2 separate regions of the Homo sapiens genome follow, and region 1 is linked to region 2. A link is an interaction called in ENCODE POLR2A ChIA-PET data of the cell type or tissue named here. Cell type or tissue: OCI-LY7. All regions are shown on one strand. Links, peaks and the distances in the headings refer to the core of each region. The heading gives the core; the rest is flanking DNA.

Evidence for each region. Peaks named below come from ENCODE experiments on the same cell type or tissue, not always from the same donor. Only the 100,000 strongest peaks of a DNase experiment are listed, where the experiment ranks them.
Region 1: POLR2A ChIA-PET joins it to region 2 with 11 read pairs; 3 of 35 experiments call an interaction of 5 or more read pairs at or near these places.

Annotation. Positions count from the first base shown.
Region 1 is chr3:71,177,513-71,188,681 of GRCh38, reverse strand. All of the region lies in intron 6 of FOXP1 (forkhead box P1), which reads left to right. Among named protein-coding and RNA genes, the nearest start is that of FOXP1-AS1, 110 kb to the left of the region's middle. In OCI-LY7, for the core only: no CTCF peak of the experiment used is centred there; a DNase peak (open chromatin) is centred at 4,911; H3K4me3 peaks cover 573 bases.
Region 2 is chr3:71,031,524-71,042,692 of GRCh38, reverse strand. FOXP1 (forkhead box P1) reads left to right here. Exons shown (of 21, transcript NM_001349338.3): 11 at 1,161-1,365. Among named protein-coding and RNA genes, the nearest start is that of FOXP1-AS1, 250 kb to the left of the region's middle. In OCI-LY7, for the core only: no CTCF peak of the experiment used is centred there; a DNase peak (open chromatin) is centred at 8,712.

The DNA of each region.
Region 1 (11,169 bases), core at 1,536-9,535, 150 kb before region 2:
CCTTTGGAGGGCGAGGTGGGCGGATCACCTGAGGTCAGGAGTTCGAGACCAGCCTAGCCAACATGGCGAAACCCCATCTCTACTGAAAGTACAAAAATTAGCCGGGCGTGTTGGCATCCACCTGTGATCCCAGCTACTACTCAGGAGGCTGAGGCAGGAGAATCACTTGAACCTGGGAGGCAGAGGTTGCAGTGAGCCGAGATTGTGCCACTGCACTCCAGCCTGGGCTACAAGAGCGAGAGTCCATCTCAAAAAAAAAAAAGGAAAAAAAAAATAAAGAAAAAAAGAGGCAAAGCATCCACTGATCCTACATTCGTGTTTTTATCACATTACCTTGTCTCATCTTCAACTTCGGTCTCTCCACATTGAAGGGAAGGTGACATGATGTCTTCTTAGTCATTCAAATCCAATAACTTTTAATCTGAAGGTTAAGTAGTGAGATATAAACTAAGAGATGATAATATCAATTTTATGTTCACTGAAGGGCACAATATACCTCTTCCTAGTAGAGGGAAAATTGTGCGTAAAATGTCTTTTGCTTTTCAACAGCAGAGTCATGCCTCTCAGAGCCAAAGGAAGGAATATTTTTGGAAAAAATTAACAAAATAAGAGGTAGCATCCTAAAGCAGGGCAAAAGTGACTTTTTATTATTATAATTATTAAGTGTTAATTTTTCAGGGCTGCATGATACGAAGTAGTTCTCTTTATAGCCTCCTGTATTCACTCTTGATATACCCTTTACAAACTCAACAACCTTTTACAAGGTTAAAGACTGGGAGAGAATGACATAATGCTCTTTCTTTCCTGACTATTTTTAGTCCTAATGTGTATGATAAATAATACTGTGATAATATTGCTTACCTTTCCTCATTTTTTTCTTCCTATGGATGATATTTCCATTTCAACTCAGTAGGAATTCAACATCCAAAAGCATTAAGTGAAAATGCATTTACAGTGTGTATTTTTATGATTATATTCTGATTTTTCTCATTCAATTTCTATTTCTTATAAACACAAAGTTTTGTGCTGTGTGCTATATGTATATATCACATGTATTTATATAGACTTACTGTATCATTAGTAGTTTTTTTGTTTTTTGAGATGGAGTTTCACTCTTGTCGCCCAGGCTGGAGTGCAATGGTGCGATCTCAGCTCACTGCAGCCTTTGCCTCCCAGGTTCAAGTGATTCTCCTGCCTCAGCTTCCCTAGTAGCTGGGATTTCAGATGTGCGCCACCATGCCCACAATTTTGTATTTTTAGTAGAGACAGGGTTTCACCATGTTGTCCAAGCTGGTCTCAAACTCCTGACCTCAGGTGATCCACCCGCCTCAGCCTCCCAAAGTGCTGGGATTATAGGTGTAAGCCACCACCCCCAGCCCATTAATAGGTTCTTGGGACAGGAAAAGCATCACGCATAAGCTGAGTATGTGACATTCACAGTTATAATTATCAAGATTATATTCTGTAATGTAGTGATTCACAATTGTAATTGTCAAGATTGCATTCTGTACATAATTTTAAACTTGTCTCAGCTGTTCATTCAGTACCTTCTTTGAGTAGGGGCTAGGTATAAGGCACTATAACTCTGCAGACTACACCAGGAATCAGCAAACTGGCCCTTGGGCCAGATCCAGCCTGCCACCTAGTAAATAAAAGTTCTGTTGAAACACAGCCACACCCGCTTGCCTACTGTTGCCTATAACTGCGTTCATGCTGCAGCAGCAGAGGTGAGTTGTTGCAACAGAGATTGTGTGGCTCACAAAGCCTAAGATATTAATCTGACACTCTGCAGAAAGTTTGTCAATCTCTGGATTAATGAATGGCAGATGTGACAAGATTTGCCTTCTACAGACTTCTACCCTTACTTTACAGTGACAAAACTGAGGAAGCATTCGTCACTCTTTTCTAAATTCTCTCTGAAAAATATCTATTTATTTATACTATATATATTTGTTTGTTTGTTTGTTCGTTTGAGACGGAGTCTTGCTCTGTTGCCAGGCTGGAGTACAGTGGCCCTGTCTCAGCTCACTGCAACCTCCACCTCCCGGGTTCAAGAGATTCTCCTGTCTCAGCCTCCCAAGTAGCTGGGACTACAGGCTTGCGCCACCACACCCAGCTAATTTTTGTATTTTTAGTAGAAACGGAGTTTCACCATGTTGGCCAGGATGGTCTCGATCTCTTGACCTCGTGATCCGCCTGCCTCGGCTTCCCAAAGTGCTGGGATTACAGGCGTGAGCCACCGCACCTGGCCATAGGTATACTATTGTTTAAGACTTTGTTTCACAATTTCTGGAGTGGCAAAATTACTTCTAATTGTCATCATTCCTCTAGAGTTCCTTTCTAATCATTCAGCTGACAGCATCTTACAAGATAAAAGTTTTGACGTTATTGGTGGTTAAAAGAATCTTCAGCCAGTCTAGTAAGGAAATGGAGGTTGGACTCACTTAGTGAGTCACTCACAGAGCAGACAGATGTCCTTGGCCCTGGCTCCATGCCAAAGAAAATTAACATAAAAACATAACCTATCTTATGTTCATAGTCCTATAGTTGGCTAGAGGATATAAAAATATATTATTCTCAGTATCACCCTGCATTCAAAGATTTCATAATTTAGTAAAGGTGCAGTAAGACATAAACAGATAACATGAAAAGTTCTTACAATTTTTAAAGCAAATTGAAGATAAACTGTAGAAGAGATGTATATGACTAATTGATAGGTGAGTGATTTAGGTAATAAATCTTCAGTAGCCAGGAGAGGATGAATCTGTGTCTATGTTGGTGGGATTCTAGACCTTGGTGAAGTTAGGAAAGAGTCTCAGTATGTGCACATCTGCTGATTTGTTTTAACCTCTTCCATCAGGAGATAATGGATGGTAAGTATACACTGAACTATATGGGTTTGGCTTCTGACTTAGAGATTTTAAAGGCCCCAAAGCTGTGTCTTTTCCATTTTGCCATTTTAAATTTTGAGACAAGTAAGTTTGGATTTGCACTTGGAAAGACTAGAGGCACATGGTGAGGAGAGGTCTTCTTATACCATACTGTAGCATCTGAGCTTATTGGTCTCCAGGAAATGGCCTGGGACTATCTGTCTACCCAGGTGCAAAGTTGATTGTACGATTTCCAGAGATTAGATGTGGGCTGACAAGTGTGATAATTTAGTTGGTGTTGTCCATATTTCACAAACGTTTATATTGAATTTTAGCTAATTTACCTCTATTGATAATGGAGCTGAAATAACTGAAACCATAATACCTAATTTAAAAATAGTTGCCAAATTCGAAGGCATTTGCTCAATTTAGTTGTTTATGAACTGACAGGATTTCTGAAGAGATGGTGTTGCCCTTGTATTTTCTCCCTTCCAACTTTTCTTCTTTCCCTTCTTACTTTCTTGATTCTGTTTTTAAGTTTGTAATTGGATCACTTATATCTCACAATTTGCAAAAATCTGTACTGGCATAGTTCATGTTTCTAATACTTTTTTTTTTTGAGACGGAGTCGTGGTCTGTCATCCAGTCTAGAGTGCAATGGCTTGATCTCGGCTCACTGCAACCTCTGCCTCCCGTGTTCAAGCAATTCTTGTGCCTCAGCCTCCTGAGTAGCTGGGATTACAGGCTACTGCCACCACACCTGGCTAATTTTTGTATTTTTAGTAGAGATGGGGTTTCATCATATTGGCCAGGCTGATCTGGAACTCCTGACCTCAGGTGATCCGCCTGCCTTGGCCTCCCAAAGTGCTAGGATTACAGGCGTGAGCCACCACACCCAGCCTCTAATACCATCATTTTTATGTTTTGCAGGTTTATGGCCCCTCCTTTGTGAATTTGATGAAACCCAAATAACTTTTTCCCTGAAAAGTGTGTTTGTATGTGTAATTTTGCGATTGCAATTTCATCTACAATATGCCCCCCCCAAAAAAAAAAACGTTACACAGCTATTCTGTATGTTAATTAGATTTGCCAAATGTTTCAATCTTTTGACAAATACTCTTAGGCTTTTCTATGATTAGTTGATGTTAACTATGTTAGTGACCTGTCTATCTTTAATTTGGAAAAGGGTTCCTCTTTTGGAAGAATGCTTCCCAGTATGTCCCTGGAATAATTTCTCAGGTATTTAAAATGTAGCACTGTACACGCCAGCTCTGAAGCAAACTCTGGAAAGTAAGGTCATATAAAGCAATCTGTACCAAGAGCCATTTCATGTCTATTGAAATGTAAACACCAGATTTACACACTCTTGAAATTCTTCTAACTACAGAACCCTATAAACCAGTTGAAAGATCTTTGACTAAATGAGCACAGATTACAGTAAGTGCACAGACAACCCCTTATAGGGCTGAAGGCAGTGTAAATTTGTACACCCTATTCTGAGGGTATTTTGGCATTGGACATCAAGAGGCTTAAAACAGCCACACCCTTTGAATCAGGGATACAATTTTACTGAGTGGCTCTATGGCAGTCAGCAGTGGTTCTCAAACTTTTATGTGCGTGAGCATCATCTGAAGGGCTTTTTTGTTTGTTTGTTTGTTTTTGAGACAGTCTTGCTCTTGTTGCCCAGGCTGGAGTGCAATGGCGTGATCTCAGCTTACCACAACCTCCGCCTCCCAGGTTCAAGTGATTCTCCTGCCTCAGCCTCTCAAGTAGCTAGGATTACAGGCATGCACCACCTCGCCGGGCTAATTTTTTATTTTTAGTAGAGACAGGGTTTCTCCATGTTGGTCAGGCTGGTCTCGAAGTCCCAACCTCAGGTGATCTTCCCACCTCGGCCTCCCAAAGTGCTGGGATTACAGACGTGAGCCACCACGCCAGGCGCTGGAGGGCTTCTTAAAACATAGATTACTGGACCCACCCCTAAAGTACTTTATTCTGTAGATCTGGGGCAGGGCCTCCAAATTTGCATATCTATTTCTAGCTCTTCTTTGCTGCCAGTTGAAGAACCACTGGCAGAGTTTAACAGCATAGACTGTGGAGTCAGTATGTTTGGCCTGAGTCATGGCTCTGCCACTTGCTAGTTGGGTGACTGTGTAAGTTTCTCTGTGCCTCAGTTTATATATCCATCAAACGGAAATAATTTTAGCATTTAATAGTCTAAATAAAATGTATCATGCTTGGAAGTTTGCACACCACATGGTAAATTGTCTGCAAACATTAGCTTTTGGGTTTTTTTTGTTTTGTTTTGTTTTTGAGACAGGGTGTTACTCTGTCGCCCAGACTGCAGTGCAGTGGGGCCATCTCGGCTCACTGCAACCTCCGCCTCCTGGGTTCAAGCGATTCTCCTCCCTCAGCCTCCTGAGTAGCTGGGATTGCAGGCTCGCGCCACTATTGCCCAGCTAATGTTTTTTTGTATTTTTAGTAGAGACAGGTTTTCACCATGTTGGCCAGGCTGGTCTTGAACTCCAGACCTCAAATGATCCACCCGCCTCGGCCTCCCAAAGTGCTGGGATTACAGGCATGAGCCTCCATGCATGGCCAACTTTTGGTATTCTTATCATCATCACCACCACCGCCATGATCATCATCACCAGGAATTTAACCTACCGAAATAATGTGAGGCATGCAGAAAGATTTATGCCTAAGGATGTTCATTGTAATGGTATTTACAATATGAAAAATTAAATGCACCCTAAATCTCTAACCTTAGAAGAAGGTTAAAAAATGCTAACATATAAGTTTGATATAATATTAATTATATACCCATTAAAATGTAGAACATTTAATTACTTTAAAAATTATCATAATGTAATGATTGCTGGGGGAAAAACCTAAAAGCAACATGCTGTCAATGGTTTTTTTTGGGGGGGTCTGTTAATGGGATTATAGTTTATTTTATATACATTAAGCCAGGCATGGCGGCTCATGCCTGTAATTCCTGCACTTTGGGAGGCTAAGGCTGGAAGATCACCTGAGCTCAGGAGTTCGAGATCAGTCTGGGCAGCTTAGACCTCGTATCTACTAAAAATTAAGAAAAACAACAACAACAACAAACTTAGCTGGGCATGGCGGCACTTGCCTGTAGTCCCAGCTACTCAGGAGGCTGAGGTGGGAGAATCACTTGAGCCCCAGGAGGCTGAGACTGCAGTGAGCCATGACTGGTGACAGCAAGACCCTGTCTCTACTAAAAAAAAAAAAAAAAGAATATATACATATATACACACACACACACACACACACACACACACATATATATAGTTTACACTTTTCTGTATATCCCCAAATTTCTACAATAACATGTATTGCCTTTATAATAAAAATGAACAGTTATTTTTAATTTAATTCACATTCACACTGTTGGAAAACTCTTGTGAGATATATAAAAATGATATATATAAATGGCAGAGAATACCTGCACCTTGAACAAGATTTATTTTTTGCATAGGAATAAGGGAATACAATTTGTGCAGGTACAAGGATTTTCTCCCATAATGTCTTTAAGTTTTCCGCTACCACTTAGCTGCTCCCTGGTGTTATCTCTCCACAGGGAGATCTCTGCCTCACTTCTAGGTGCTTCCACCATCAAATTTGACAACCACTACTCATTATCTAACATTTTGTGACAAAAATCACTTTCCTGTCAATAAAAAGAGTATGGATTTTTAAAAAACCACATTTGTTTTCTTTTTCTTTTTTTTTCTTTTTTTTCTTTTTTTTGAGATGGAGTCTCGCTCTGTCACCCAGGCTGGAGTGCAGTGGCGCGATCTCGGCTCACTGCAAGCTCTGCCTCCCAGGTTCACGCCATTCTCCTGCCTCAGCCTCCTGAGTAGCTGGGACTACAGGCACCCACCACCATGCCTGGCTAATTTTTTTGTATTTTTTTAGTAGAGATAGGGTTTCACCATGTTAGCCAGGATAGTCTTGATCTCCTGACCTCATCATCCGTCCTCCTCAGCCTCTCAAAGTGTTGGGATTACAGGCGTGAGCCACCGCGCCCGGCCACATTTGTTTTCTTTAAATTTCCACCACTGCTCCCCACTTCTAAGTTTCTTCCCAGTCTGTGTGGGCTTAATCATGTCGCATGTCCACAGTCATTACAGATACACTTCGTTGCTTACCCCATTTCATGTTGTTTCTGCTAGAGACTGATTTAAACTGCCCTGGGGAGCTGGAAAGGGCAGGAGGAATATTTTATTGGAGGCATTTTGGAATGCCACTGATGAGAGTTGAAAACCCACCCACCAGCGCCTACACTCGATGAGTGAAGTTGGGCAAGTTTTGCCATCTCTCACAGCCTCACTTTTCTCATCTGTAAAACAGGGCAATAGAGATAACTTCCTGAGAGGGTCGATGTGATGAATATGCTAAATAATTTATTGACCTTGGCACAATAGCCAACCCTTTAAAACGTGCTCCTTACTTTATTATTGTCCTTTCTTAGAATCTTTTGAAGACTGGGAAAAGCCATGGTTGAGGTCTTGGGGACCCAAAGGTGGAGGTCAGGAGGGAATCAAGTTGTTCTTAGAACCGTTCCATTTTTTAGCCCACCTCATCCGCTTTATATTAAAATCCAATCATCTTGGGTCATTGTAGATATGGCTGTTGGAGACCTCCAAGGAGAACCCTTCTCCATGGAAGTACAGTTCTGTCTTTCCTCATTGAGGCGATAAATGGAACTCAGTACGAATTCTTATTTGACAGGCAAACCTTCATTTAGAAACTGACCTCTACTTGGAGACTGCAGGGAACCGGTTCTTGTGGGCAATTAGTGCCCCAATTTACCATTTTAGAAAAGAAAACACATATCCTAATCAATACAGAATTTCTCCACCATACCTACTAGCAACGTTACTGAAGGGGCCCCACACACAAATGTTTTAAATTTAGACGCAGAGTTAAGGACACAGTTTGCCTCCAGAATCTGAATTGAATCAGGGTTTTATTTCAGATAAAATCTTTGGGGCTCATAACTTAAAAAACACAACTTTTACTGGCATTACGCAATTTGCCACGGGTCATTTAGCAAAATGTTTGTATATGTAAGCCCAGGTTCTTCTTTTTAAAAAAGGAAGGGTGGAGGGCGGGGATTGGATTTTGCTGAAATCCAGGTGGCGTTTCAGTTTATATTTAATTTTAATTGGAAATCAAATACAGGCAAGGGAGAAAAAAATCTACCATGTTTTCTTTACTAAGAGTATCCTTTGGGGAGAGGAAGGACACTGCCAGCCAGATTTTAAGAAGCAGCTTTTTTATTGGCATGTCTATTTTTTTTTCTTGCTAAATTCTTGTGCCTGCATTTTTTTTTAAAACATCTACGATTTTACACGTGGCAAAGACTTTCATGTCTCAATGTTCCTTGCTGCCGTCTTTCTATATTTTCCATGGGATTAGTACCTAGAACCAAGACAGCAAATAATTATATACTACATATAATCAGTAGCTTCCTAGGCTGTTACCTGGTGAGTCTCTTTTTTAGGTTCTAGTCTGAAATAATACATGATTCTTGTGGCCCGTGTTGATTTCTGGAAGGCTGAGGAAGTTTCTAAAGAATCAAGAACAAGAAAAACAAAAAGGTGGGTTTTTTTTTTAAGCAAGAACTTTAGAAGGTCTTCCGATTTCTGAGTATAAGTAGCTGTAGGTGCATCTTGTAAAACTCCCATAAAATATTGGCAGAGAGACTATGGCATAATTAGAGAATGGTTGCTGAGTGTGCTGGAAGAGGTGGCGAGACAGTCACTTCACTCCACCAGTGCCTACAAAATATCCCATGTGCCAGAGCTGAGTGAAATCCTCAGCACTGGCTCTGTGTAATGCTTGGGTGCAATTCAGATGTTTTCAATTGGAAATTGAATAGCAAATAATTTTGAATTTTCAACGGCACAATTAATGACACATTCGTTGTAGAAAAATTAGAAGATGCAACTAAGAAAGCAAACAGAGAAAAAAGCTATATCGCTTGCAATCCTGTTTAATGGAGGTAACAACTGTTAACATTTCAGTGGATACCCTGTTTTCCCTTTCTTGTAAAAATCATGTCTTCTCATTTTATGTATTTGTATTCTCATTGCCACCATCGAACATTATAGATGAGAAAAGAGCTAGCAGTAATGTTGCTGATGAGTGAGAATTGTGAGGGTTAATTCTCTTACATGGTGTTTCACATTTTCATCTTAATTTTAATTTCACATTTTGTGTGTTTACAGTTTTAAGGGAAAATTCATGTTCTTGGTTTCAAGTGGCATCATTCATGGGCTAATGTTTTTCTAACTCCTCCCCTCTTCATCTTCTTCCAGCTGTGCCAGGTAATTCCATATTTAGGCACAATTCTTAAACAGTTATTGTTAAGACTTGTGTAGTGGCTCACACCTGTAATCCCAGCACTTTGAGAGGCCGAGGCAGGTGGATCACTTGAACTCAGGAGTTCAAAAACCTGTCTCTACTAAAAATACAAAAAAATTAGCTGGGCGTGGTGGCAGGCACCTGTAATCCCAGCTACTCGGGAGGCTGAGGCAGGAGAATCGCTTGAACCCGGGAGGCGGAGGTTGCAGTGAGCTGAGGTTGTGCTACTCAGCCTGGGTGACAGAAAGTGACTCCGTCTCAAAAAAAAAAAAAAAAAAGATTGTTAAGAGGAAACTTCCAACATGGTAAAATAGGTAGGCCATCCTAGTTTCAATAAATGAGTATATTTCTTCCTTTTATTGAAAATCCTGAACATCTTGTCAATTTTTTTTTTTTTTTTTTAGACAGAGTGCCTCCCAGGGTCAAATGATTCTCATGCCTTAGCCTCTCAAGTAGCTGGGATTACAGGCATGCACCACCACACCCAGATAATTTTTGTTTTTTTTTTGTTTGTTTGTTTTTTGTTTTTGAGTTGGAGTCTCGCTCTGTCGCCCAGGCTGCAGTGCAGTGGTGCGATCTTGGCTCACTGCAAGCTCCGCCTCCCAGGTTCCTGCCATTCTCCTGCTTCAGCCTCCCAAGTAGCTGGGACTACAGGCGCCTGCCACCTTGCCTGGCTAATTTTTTTGTATTTTTAGTAGAGACAGGGTTTCACCATGTTAGCCAGGATGGTCTCGATCTCCTGACCTCGTGATCCGCCTGCCTCGGCCTCCCAAAGTGCTGGGATTACAGGCTTGAGACACCGCACCCGGCCAATTTTTGTATTTTTAGTAGAGGCAAGGTGTCACCACATTGACCAGGCTGGTCTCAAGCTCCTGGCCTCAAGTGATCCACCTGCCTTGGCCTCCCAAATGCAGTGATTACAGGCATGAGTGAGCCACTGCACCCAGCTGTCAAAGATGTTTATGGGTTAGAAATTACTGGCCGGGCGCGATGGCTCACGCCTCTCATCCCAGCACTTTGAGAGACCGAAGCGGGTGGATTACGAGGTCAGGAGACTGAGACCATCTTGGCCAACATGGTGAAACCCCGCCTCTACTAAAATACAAACAAATTAGCCAGGTGTGGTGGTACGTGCCTGTAATCCCAGCTACTTGGGAGACTGAGGCAGGGGAATTGCTTGAACCCGGGAGGCGGAGGTTGCAGGGAGCTGAGATCGCGCCACTGCATTCCAGCCTGGTGACAGAGCAAGACTCTCTCAAAAAAAAAAAAAAAAAGACTGACTGGGTGTGGTGGCTCACACCTGTAAATCCCAGCACTTTGGGAGGCCGAGGCAGGATGATTTCTTGAACCCAGGAGTTCAAGACCAGCCTGGGCAACATAGCGAGACCTCATCTTTACTAAAAATAAAAAATAGCCAGGTGTGGTGGCACATGCCTGTGGTCCCAGATACTAGGAAGGCTGAGATGAAAGGTGAGCCTGGGAGGTCAAGGCTGCAGTGAACCATGATCGCACCACTGCCCTCCAGCTTGGGCAACAGAGCGAGACCCTTTCTCAAAAAAAAAAAAAAAAAAAGAAAGAAAGAAAAGAAAATAAACTATCAGTATTATTAGTAGTAAGAGTAGTAGAAGTAATAATAATAGCAATGGAAAATTTATGGAAAGCCTCTGCTCTCCATACTCATGCTTAGTACTGTACCTGTGTTAGTACAGTTCCTTCTCACAAGCACCCTGTGAGCTAAGTACTTTTAAAATACTTGTTCTACACAGGAAGAAACTTAATTAGCTGCCCACGCTCGTTCACACAGCTTACGACTGGACAAGCCCAGATTTCACCCTACATCTGCCCGACTCCAGAGCCTGAGCTCTTCATCAGAGCTCTCAAGCATCTCTTACTGTGTTTG
Region 2 (11,169 bases), core at 951-8,950:
TGCTATATAGTCAGAAAATGGCAGGCTTTCTGGGATGGCTGTGTTACACTTGATTGAAACAATGAACTGCAATCCAGACGTCCACTTCTAATGTGGTATTGCCTTAGGATGTGCAGGGTTTATGTTTTCTTTTCGGTGTTCCTCCAAAGGAAGTTTTGTTGCTTGTTGTCGTTGTTGTTGTTTTTGTTAGTTGTCATCTAGAATATCTTTATTCTGTGCATGTGTGGGCTAGAATATGCATTGAGGTGGGATTTGGAAACCTGGGCTACAGAGGCATGCCAGCAGGATAAAGACGAAGAGGCCCACAATAGTGAGATTGGCATACTGATTGTATCTCTTCTTGGGGGAAAATACTGGATTCACTCCTTAAAACCCATGTCCATTTAGATCCCCTTTAAAAAAACAAGAGAACTTCATTACTGTAAGTTTATTTTACGTTTGCATTTTATTCTGCAATGGTTCATTACCATTGATCTAAGAAATGACAGTAATAATAGTGTTACTTGTATAAAAAGTTACACAGTTTTTCAGTAGACACATCCATCAATTAAGCATGTGGTACTAGAAACCAAAATTAATGAGGAAGATAGGTGTGTTAATGAAATAATCATAGTATAATCAATTTGACTGTTAAAAGTTGAAAAGCATTTCAGGAAGACGATATGAATTCATAATTTATGTCTAAAAGTGATTAATAAAAACTATATTTAATAACAAAGCTATTTGTCATCATTTAAGACTTAAGCACAAAAATTATTCATTTTGTAGTTCATGTTGTCATAATAGTATAGTTGAACAAATTTATTTTGAGCCCTTCTTTGTGTCTAAAACTAAGGTAACATCTATCTACTTTTCATCAAAATTGAGAAATAACACTTGGGATGGTTAGAGGCATACTGTTGTGGCAAAGTAACTGTGTTTTGAGTCACTTTCACCTGAGTCTTTTATGTGCGATGAGGGCAACTTCCACTCAGTTGCTCGGTAAGAGGACACACTTTTTACTACCGCATCTGCCGTAGTTGGGAGGGGAAAAAAAACTGCACACACCGAAAAACCCCCCTAACACTAGGCTTTGTTTACTGACTCTTTGATTTAATTGCTGTTTGAAGAGGACGGAATTAGCTGTTAATTGATTTAATTATCCAATTTGTTTGTTTCAGGCATGATTCCAACAGAACTGCAGCAGCTCTGGAAAGAAGTGACAAGTGCTCATACTGCAGAAGAAACCACAGGCAACAATCACAGCAGTTTGGATCTGACCACGACATGTGTCTCCTCCTCTGCACCTTCCAAGACCTCCTTAATAATGAACCCACATGCCTCTACCAATGGACAGCTCTCAGTCCACACTCCCAAAAGGGAAAGGTAGGAACCAGCCACTGAGATGGGTCCAAAACTGCCTTTAACATGAGAGGGGTGGGTGGCCCTGCCTCGTCATATCTCAGTGATCCCTAATTGGATCCATGTGACTTGAATGTGCATATAATTACTGAGGAATGTATTCAGTATGGTTTGGGTGTGAAGCATCTAATTATTTTCACCTTTTCAACATGGAATTAGCACTTATGTAGATCTACTCTCAGCTTAGGAACCCGGGCAGAAGTCGTGTAGTTTCTCATTGGATGGGTTGGATTTCCAGGCTTCCAGGCCTACTCCTTCTGCCAAGTGCTCACTCCGTACAAGCTGAATTCCTTGGCTGGAAGTGCCTTCTAAGGGAATAGTAGTGTCTGCTGTGGGCAATTTTGAATTATGGTTTGAGAAAACATAGAACTTATGTTACTCTACATTGCTCCCCTTGAAGGCTGGGCGCCCATGTTTTTCATCATTGTGCCCTGGAGCACATGGTCTTTCCCGTATGTATTCTGAGTGAAGGTTTGGAGGATGGAGAGACAGAAGAGGTAGTGGTGGTGGTGGCTGGTGGAGGTGGGGGATCTGTTGTATATACTCACATAAACAGACACAGCACACTTTCTCTTCATTGTGGGATATAGTGTAGTATTGTCTCAGCAGCTGTATTCCTATTTAGAAGTTAAGACATTTTATTTTTGAATTGCCCTGGGCTTTACATGAATGTTACTTGAAGCTGAGCTTGTTTTAGAGATCCAGAATATGCCATGTTAGCATGCAGTTCTAAGAAAATAAAGCTGTTAATTCATGTTATGGTATTCTTAGTACCCAGAAGCATTAATACCACTGTTGAAGTGCTTTTCAAGAATAGAAAATACAATGCCCCTAAAATTGAAAACTTTTTGTTTGCTATTCCTAAACTGTTTTCTATATATTTCATAGGCAGAGCTTCCACACACAGAGGTAAAGAAACCGTAAAAGTAGTATGTGACAGTAAATGCCATTTCTCTCAGGAGAAAGCAAATTCTGTATTGTGTTTTTTAATAAAAATGGCTCAGTGAAAAAACATTTAATTATATATTTCAGTTATGCAATTACAAATGTAATTTCATATATTTCTCAAAATATTGAGTATTTAAGAAGCCTACTGTTTAATTAGATGTGTATCTTTATACCAGAAAAATATTATCTGAACACACACACACACACAGATACACACACACACACAGAGATACATACATACACACACACACACACACACACACCATGTTCAAGTGTAAAACCATGAGTGGTTACCAGAGTTGAGGATAATACATATGTTTTAACTAAAATTTTCAACTATCCTTCCAAGGTCATTTTGGAATTTCTGAGGCAGACACCGAAGAACTAAAAGATGCATTAAGCATGTTGGTTTGGAAGAGTTTGAAGAATAGATAGAGGAATAGAATGGTGGACACTGACAATCTTTGGAGCCATTGAGGGAAATGTGGCTTCTGTTGTTTCTGGCAAGGATAGATATGTATGTCTGGAAGCCAATCTTAGCTCTTGCTTTACAATCTCTTATGATGTCTTCTTTTTTTTTTTTTTTTCAAGAAAGAAAACCTTAGAGAGCATTAAAGAAAAGGTTCTAGGCTGTTGTCCTTTGCTATACTTGGTTTTGATGCCCTAAGGTTGATGCGTCCATTTGCTGCAGAGCGATTGAATTACATCTTTATCCATAGGCAGAGCAGGAGGCCATACACTGAAAAACGCCGACTGATGCACTTAAGGTATTTGTGGCAATCTCATCGGCTGTTGTGGAGCCTGCACAGATTTCCTGTGACATAGAAAACTCTTCTTGTTTAGATGCGCTGTGCTCAGTTTCATTTTCTAAAAGGTTATGTATCTGCAGTCAGGTGATAGATTAGCAAGGAGGCAAGTGGGAGAAGAATAGCCCTTTTCATGTCTTAAGGCACATTTGAAAGTAAGTGGATCTGAGAGACAGTCTAATTCTGGGAGACTAAGTTTGTTTGAATTTTTTTTTATGGTCCTTATTTGTCTGCACAAAAGTTGTGCTTAATCTTCATCATACTACACACCAGAATTAGAATATGGATCAGAAAAGAATTCAGATTCCAATGAGCCTTAATCTGGATGTAAAAGCAGGCTGAGTTTTCCAATTGTACATGCAAAAAAGAAGCAACTATGAAATTATATGCCACTACTTAATCTCTTGAATCTCTCAGTTTGTATTATCTAGTAGGTTCCTAAACGTGGCTGGATTAAAAGAAAATTCCAGTCAGCACATTTTAACTGAATGTAGCCATCAAGACAAATGAGCACCTTCAGTTAAAGATAGTTCAGTTTAAGCTTGTGGAATTGATAATTAAAAAATCAATTAGGCCTGGTACAGTGGTTCATGCCTGTAATCTCAGCACTTTGTGAGGCCGAGGCAGGAGGATTGCTTGAGGCCAGGAGTTCAAGACTAGCCTGGACAACATAGAGGGACCCCAATTTCCATTAAACTTTTTTTTAATTAGCCTGCCATGGTGGCATGCACCTGAAGTCCCAGTTACTTGAGAGGCTGAGGTGGGAGGATCATTTGAGCCCAAGAGTTTGAGGCTGCAGTGAGCCATGATCACACCATTGCACTCCAGCCTGGGCAACAAAGCAAGATCCTGTCTCTTAATTAAAAAAAAAAAAAAGCAATGATTAGTTAGCCAGCTTCGTATACATATAAATACTTCAAATGCATATTATGTAGCATTACCTTATTAGGCTTAATTTAAAAATCACGTGTGATAACCAGTTAAATACCAAAACAAAGCTGTCACTATAAAGGTATGGTCTCACTGTACACTGATGTGCCAGTTGTCTCAGGAGTCTCTTGTCACTGCCTTGGATAAGTTTTCTCTCTTACTCATCAATGCATTTGTGAAATACGTGTCCTTCCAAGCTCTTCTTTGATTTCTGTGTAATATTCTTTTCCCTCCATTCTGATGGGCAAGGAAAGAGTCTCTGCCACACTGAATAACTATCTGACCCCATGACCTTGATCGTGGGTTAGCAGCTTTAAGATTTCTTTCTGACATGATCTGGGGGTGCTCGATGGGAAAATTTGCTGGAAAAAGGTAGTGTTGTGAGAGTTACTGTTGTTTTCAAAGTAGTGAGATGGCTAATGATCTCAACTGAGTTGCATATGTATTTCCATGCCATTTGGAAAACTCCTTCTCCCCCACTCTTGCCCCCGTGCATTTTGCTGGCTCCTGTGAGCAGCCACTGCAGTAGCAGCAGCTCTGGGGTTTGGTGAGCTGCAATCTGTTAAGGAGATAAATAATGTGCTTGGCACGACACTCCTACTCTCCTCTTTAATTTGTCTTACACAAGGAAAATTATAATTAAATCATTCAGGGTAAACCCTTGAGTGTAGAGAAGGGAAAAAACACACTTTGGTAAAGATTGCCAATAGAAACCCACTTCCCTGTTGCGCAGGGTAGAGACATTTATCAATATTCAGCACTATTACGGGAGGAGCGGCCCATGTGATTTGTGAGGCGGATGCCAGCGTTCAAATCAAGGCTTGTTAAGATCCTGTCCCTGTGTAATCATGGACATTCAGCATCATTAGAATTCAGTACTGGCACCATGCTTCGTGCTTTGATTTTCTCCGACAATTTAATAATGTTTATTGTGCTGATTGTATATAAATTCATTGGTGCAATAAACATGCCTGTGTTGTCAGTGCCTGAGAAAAGTGTGGTGGGGATCAAGTTCAATGGCGCAGCTAAGGGGGAGCAGCAAGAGGAAGCAGGTGCATTCAAGCCTCTTGCTGTCATTTTATTCCATAGGGACAGAGAGTCTCGACTTCTTAGGGAAACAGACAAAACTCAGGCCTGGGATACCGGTACATATGAAGATACTGTCTTGTTTCCCTGTCTAATTGTCTTGCTTTAGAAAATTCCAGGTTTTGGTGTGGGTAAACAGAATCAACAGAATGCAAATGAAACATCTATTAAAATGCTAAATTTAGTAAAGCCCTTTGAGCTTCTTGGATCAAAGCAGCTATGTAAATACTAATAGCAATTACTACTTAAGTAATTGCCTAAATTAAAATTTGAAATATCACATTACATTATGGTGCACTAGGGAAAGGGACAAGAACTCACATTTAATCAGTTCCTTCTCTGTGCCAAGCACTGGCTAGACTTTTGCATATGGAGTGATGTCTCATTTTATCCACCTGACCACTCAGGAAGCAGTAAGGATGATTATACCCATTTTACAGATGAGGAAATCGAATAATAGAAATTAAATAACTAACCCAGGGTCATAGAACTGGTGGTTAGTGGCATATCCAAGATCCAAATTCAGATCTGTGTTTTAGTCTGCAAAATAGTACTTAAAGTTTTCATTCAGCATAGAAGTGAATACTAAATTACGATAAAATGAGTGTCCCTAAAAGATACTTTAAATTTAATTGAAATTCAATTTGACAAAACACGTATTAAGTTAACCTACTGTGTGCAAATCACTGCGTTTAAAAGAAAATACCAGAGTTTTCTCTTTTATGGTGTATATTCATATTTACCAGGCCTTTCATGAAGCGGGATAGGTGGGATTTACAAGCTATAAATCATTTTGGTCTGAAACAGCACATAAAGAACATAAATGAACCTCATGGGGGATTTACACACAGGCAGATCCAAAATAACGTATCCCCACTTTTTTCCTGCCTTATAAATCCTGTGTTTCCTCAATGAACACATCATATGCTTTTTATTTCATTTCAGCTGTCCTCTATAGTCCAAATCAGAAATATTCCCTTTTTTCTCATCCCAGCTTTTTTGCTTTCAGTTCAGCCACCATCATTAGATGTTTTATAACTCGAGTATTTCTCGGATTCATAGCTGTTCTAAGTATTTGTTCCAAGGTGTCCTTAAGCATTTGGTCAAAGATGTTTCCTTAAACCCTGATCAGATGGTGGTTGGGCAGTCTCTGCTTTTTTGAGGTATCATATTAGAAACAGGGGACGCACACTGGGCGCTTTACTCTATGAGGTTTAACCTATGCTCTCTTCAGTCACGATAGTCCTTGCCTCGTTCTCATCATTTATTGACGGAGCCCTGTGTATTACTGTCGCTTGCATTTTCTCCACTCCACAGTTGGCAGTTGCCTTCAAATAACCCCTGAAGGTTTCCGCCTGGCTAGTGTACTTATAGACAGTTTCACTTGATACACAGTCTCTGTTTTTGATTTGTGGCCTCTTGACATGTTGCCATGTATTTGACTATGTAACAATAACATTTGTGTTTACAGGCCTTGTTATTTTCAAAAGGCAAGGAACTTTGAAACATGTACATGTCTAGTGTTGCATTTTTTTTTCTTTTTTAAACTAAATTCTGTGTTTGTGAATAAATGTCAGTGCTCTTGGTTTACTTGCTAAAATTCTAGAAGTTAGTTTTCAGAACTGTTCCAGATACACAAGCCTTTAACTGGTGCATGTTCTGTGATATGTAGGACCTGTTGAAATTTAAGCAGTAAACTCTAGCTCCCATTATTTTGAAGAGTTTTTCCTCATTTCAGTTTTTTTTTTTCCCCAAAAATCAGAGGACAATTTGTATTTATTTTGATTTGAAATACTGAGCAAGCTAGTTATTTTAAATCTTTCTTCCCCGTTAGAGCATTTTGGAGAACCTGTGGTCAAATTCCACCAAATTGTCTTCAAAATTGTTAACTGCTACTTCCTGCCAACATGAGTCAAGGCATTTAAACAATCTATAACACTATAACAGAGCTCGGCAAATTATGGTCAGCCTGCCAAATCCAGCCCACTGCTTCCTTTTGTAAATAAAGTTTTATTGGGACACAGTCACATTCATTTACGTATTGTCTACGGCTACTTTGACACTACAATGGCAAGCTTGAGTAGTGGCAGCAGAAACCATATAGGCTACGAAAACTGAAATATTTACTATCTGACCATTTACAGAAACAGTTGCTGACCCCTGACCTTCACCATTAGCCTGGTGTTTCTCAGATTCCCTGATGATATTTTCATAGGGTATTTGTTAAACACACAGCTTCCTAGGCCTTTCTTCTGAAACCTGGACTTTCTTGGTCTGAGATGGGGTGCAGGAATTTGCATTTGCCCTACATACCCTGGAGTCTTGCTACTCAGAGGCTGCAGACCAGCAGCTCTGCTGTGACCTGGAAGCTTGTTAGAAACTCAGTCTCTGGCCCTGCCCCAGACCTGCATCAGGATCTGCATTGTAACAAGAGCCTCAGGGGTTTGGAATACATGTTCAAGTTTGAGAAGCAATGGAAGCTGTGTGTTTATCACTGAGGTTTTGACACTTGGAAAGAACAGGACTTTTCTCCAGACACTTGATTCACATCCCAGACAGGTTCTCATCAAAAGTCAGGGCTGTAGTTAAGGTGGTCTGGGGAGCAGCCCACTGGGGAGCCACCAGACAGGTTCAGTCCTCAAAACTAGTGACTTGCCATTCTTACGTGAGCCAACAGAGTAGAAATCATATGACTGAAGGGACCAGACCCCATTTGCTTCCTTTCCTTAGGAGCTACCACGAGACCTTGACTTGAGACCCACTCCTTGGCTCTGTGATCACAGGCAAGAGACACAAATTTAAGGTTCTGTTTTGCTCTTGTCAAGGATGAAAGGACCTGACATGTGATGGTGGTGATGAGAATGCAGCTAACATTTATGTAACTCTTACTGTGTGCCAGACACAATGCTCAACAGACTTGACATAGGGCTTGATACTATACTGATTTTCCTATTTTTAATTTTTTTTATTTTTTATTTTTATTTTTTGATTTTCCTATTTAATCCTCATAGTAACCTTATGGGGTATTCTCCCCTTTGTACAGAGGGTGCAGCTGGGGCCCAGAATGATGTTATCGCTTGCACACGTCACATAGCTAGTTAGTGACCATACAGGGACTAGACCTGAGATTTCCCTGACCCTCAGGGACTTGCAGTGACTGCCAGATTCTGGTGGCTCCCAGTGGGCTGCTCCCCAGACCACCTTCACTACAGCCCAGACTTTTGATGAGAATTGGACTACAGAGTGGGTTAAGCTCCGGATCAAGTCCAGATGGTAGCCTCCACTGGTTGTAGCTTGGGGCCAGACCTATCTTTTCAGCAGTAATTTAGAAGAAGCCCCCAGGAAAATCCCCGTTGCCAGTTTCCTTTGCACCCACCTCATCTTTTTGCTGGCAGGGAAGTCAGGAGGTTAGAAACCAGTGACGCACAGTGGAGAATATAGAGGGCGTGCTGGGCATGTCTTGTCAGGTGTAGGGGACCGGAAAGAGGACCAGGTGTGGCTAACTGCAGAGGCCTAAGATACAGGTACTTATTTTTGCTCCAAAGCAGACTCTTGGCAGCATCACCTGTCCCATGTCTATCTGTCGGGGAGGTAACCTACTTAGGGCAAAAGCTGTTCCTGCTGAGGTCAGACAGAAGCACCCTGGGGGCGAATCAGCATTTTGTACCCTAAACATGCTGCCTGTTGTTTGGCAGCCATCGTGCTTTGAAGAACTGTGATGTGTCTGATTGCTTAAAACCAATCACTTTTGGGACTTAGAAGTGGGAGAAAGGATTCTCTCAGGGCCATGTGGCATGGTGCCGTATCACCGCCTGTCATTCACACATGCAGGGAGGGCACCGGGAGAAAATCTTTAAAATATTGGCATGCCATAAGGGAAGGGTTTATGGGTTGTTTTTTTTTTTTTTTTTTTTTTTTTGACTGTTCACTTTGTGGGGTGATTAAACAAAAAAACCTCAGCCATTATTCTCTAACAGCTGTTGTGCCTTACCTCAATAAAGTGCCTTTTACCATAACACAGCATCTTTAGACTCTATAAATCTCTTTCTATTTATTGTGTTTAAATGATAAATGCTTTCCAATAAAATGACATCATGGGTCTGGAGAGTGATGTTCATTTTCTGAGTTACTCTTAAATTTGGTTGATTTGAATTTTTTTATTAGGATGTTGTATAATATGAATCTCAGCCACAGGCTATTCCGTGTCTAATGTGCCAGATTTCCCACCCAAAACCATCTTTGGACCCCCCATTTCTTTCACCTTGTAAGGTAGACATTCTTTTTTGATGCGCCGCTGCCGCTGATACAGGTTCTCTGCCAAATTCCTTTGTTGGCACCCAGGCATTTTGCAAGTATTTGCGCTTGAGTGGAAAGGCCTGTGTCCCCTCCTCCCAATTGTGTCTTAGCTTTCCTTAACATTTATTCCACACCAGGGGTGTGAGGGAAAGCATGTGGCAGGAGAAGAGTGAGAACCAGCCTTTTGGAAACTCTGATGGTATTGTCCATGGTACTCGGTTTTACTCTTTTACCTATAAAAAGTTGTTGTTGAATTGCACACCTTCACCACTTAAATTAGACAGAAGATTTTCTTTGATGGATATTGAAACCAACCAAAAGTGCAAAGGGAAGTCAAGGGCCTTCCCTTTGAGAGGAAAAGGGGCTTGGAAAAGTCCTATTCTTATAATAAATGACAGCTGGGAGTCTTATGCTCTTAAGCCAATACTGGAGCCAGATGAAGGGGGGACCTATGCTGGAGACTTAAGCGGATGTCATGTTCCTTTTCAAGATTTGCAAAGATGCTTTTTTGTGCAGTTATTCTGTTTTATTGCTGTGTTCGCACCAGTGTTACCCCGTGGCCTGGCTCCATAGGTCTTTCCGAGGGAGCTACCTCTCTGCCGACTGGCTCACTGGGGCAATGCAAATGAGTGCGTTAGATATGTACAGCATTCCTGAAGTTCTTTATTCCATACCCCTTTGTAATCAGTCAAGGCCTAAGTATATTATAAACTATATTCTCCTCATTAAAACAATAGTGGAAGCTCACAAAGGGAAATTGTTAATATGTGTTCCAGCTTGTCACTTCTGCCTGTGTGAATAAAGAAGATAACCGTTCCTTTGGGAAACTATTTCGGGAATTGAGCAACAGATACGCTAGCCAGAGAATTCTCTTAACTGTAATTTTCCTTTTTGTGTGTACTCTAAAATAACATCCTGTTGGGCTCCTCAGTGCCACTGCACAGACAGAGCACAATTGCCACAGCCCAGGTGGTGTTAATATGGGACAATCCCCCCGGGCACATGTCGCCAAGAGTTTTACAGCTTGTTCAGTGTCTTCATCCATATGGCAATCTGTCCCATTCACAGGAAGGCATCGGGGCTGCGCCGGGCGGGTACTGCGGTCAATGTAGTGTGAAGAGCAGGCCTCCACTCAGGCAGCCTCTGTTGTGCAGTTTGTTTTATTGTAGATCTGAGTTATGACGCACACACACTCACATGTACTCTCTCAACCAAGAAGAGATGCGAAAATAGCCTTGCTGGCTTCCTTTCCTCCCCCTTTATTTTTTGAAGCACGTGGTTAACTCAGCAGGTACAATTCTAGTGCATGAAACACACTTGGTTCATAGAAAGTCAGTTAAAAACACACATCCACATGGACCTTTCTGGCTGGGTGGTTGTGTGTTAACATAAGGACTCCATACTTGTACTAGGATTCTTCTAGAAATTAGTGGGTTTTGTTGTTCTTGCTCTCTCTTCCCCACCTCTTTTTTTGTTTTTTGTTTGTTTGTTTGTTTGTTTAGCATTTTCCATTGTGAAAACTATTTTGGTTGTCCAGTTTGGATTGTTGGTCTAATATTTGTGGTTTCTAAGTCTTAAAATGAAAGAAGAGAAAGAAAAAAGAAAATCATTATCCGCCTCAGAAATCTGAGAGTAAAACATTGGCTGGAGGTGTGAGAAGTGCAAAGAATCAAGAAAACAGAGATTTCCCAGTGCACAGGGT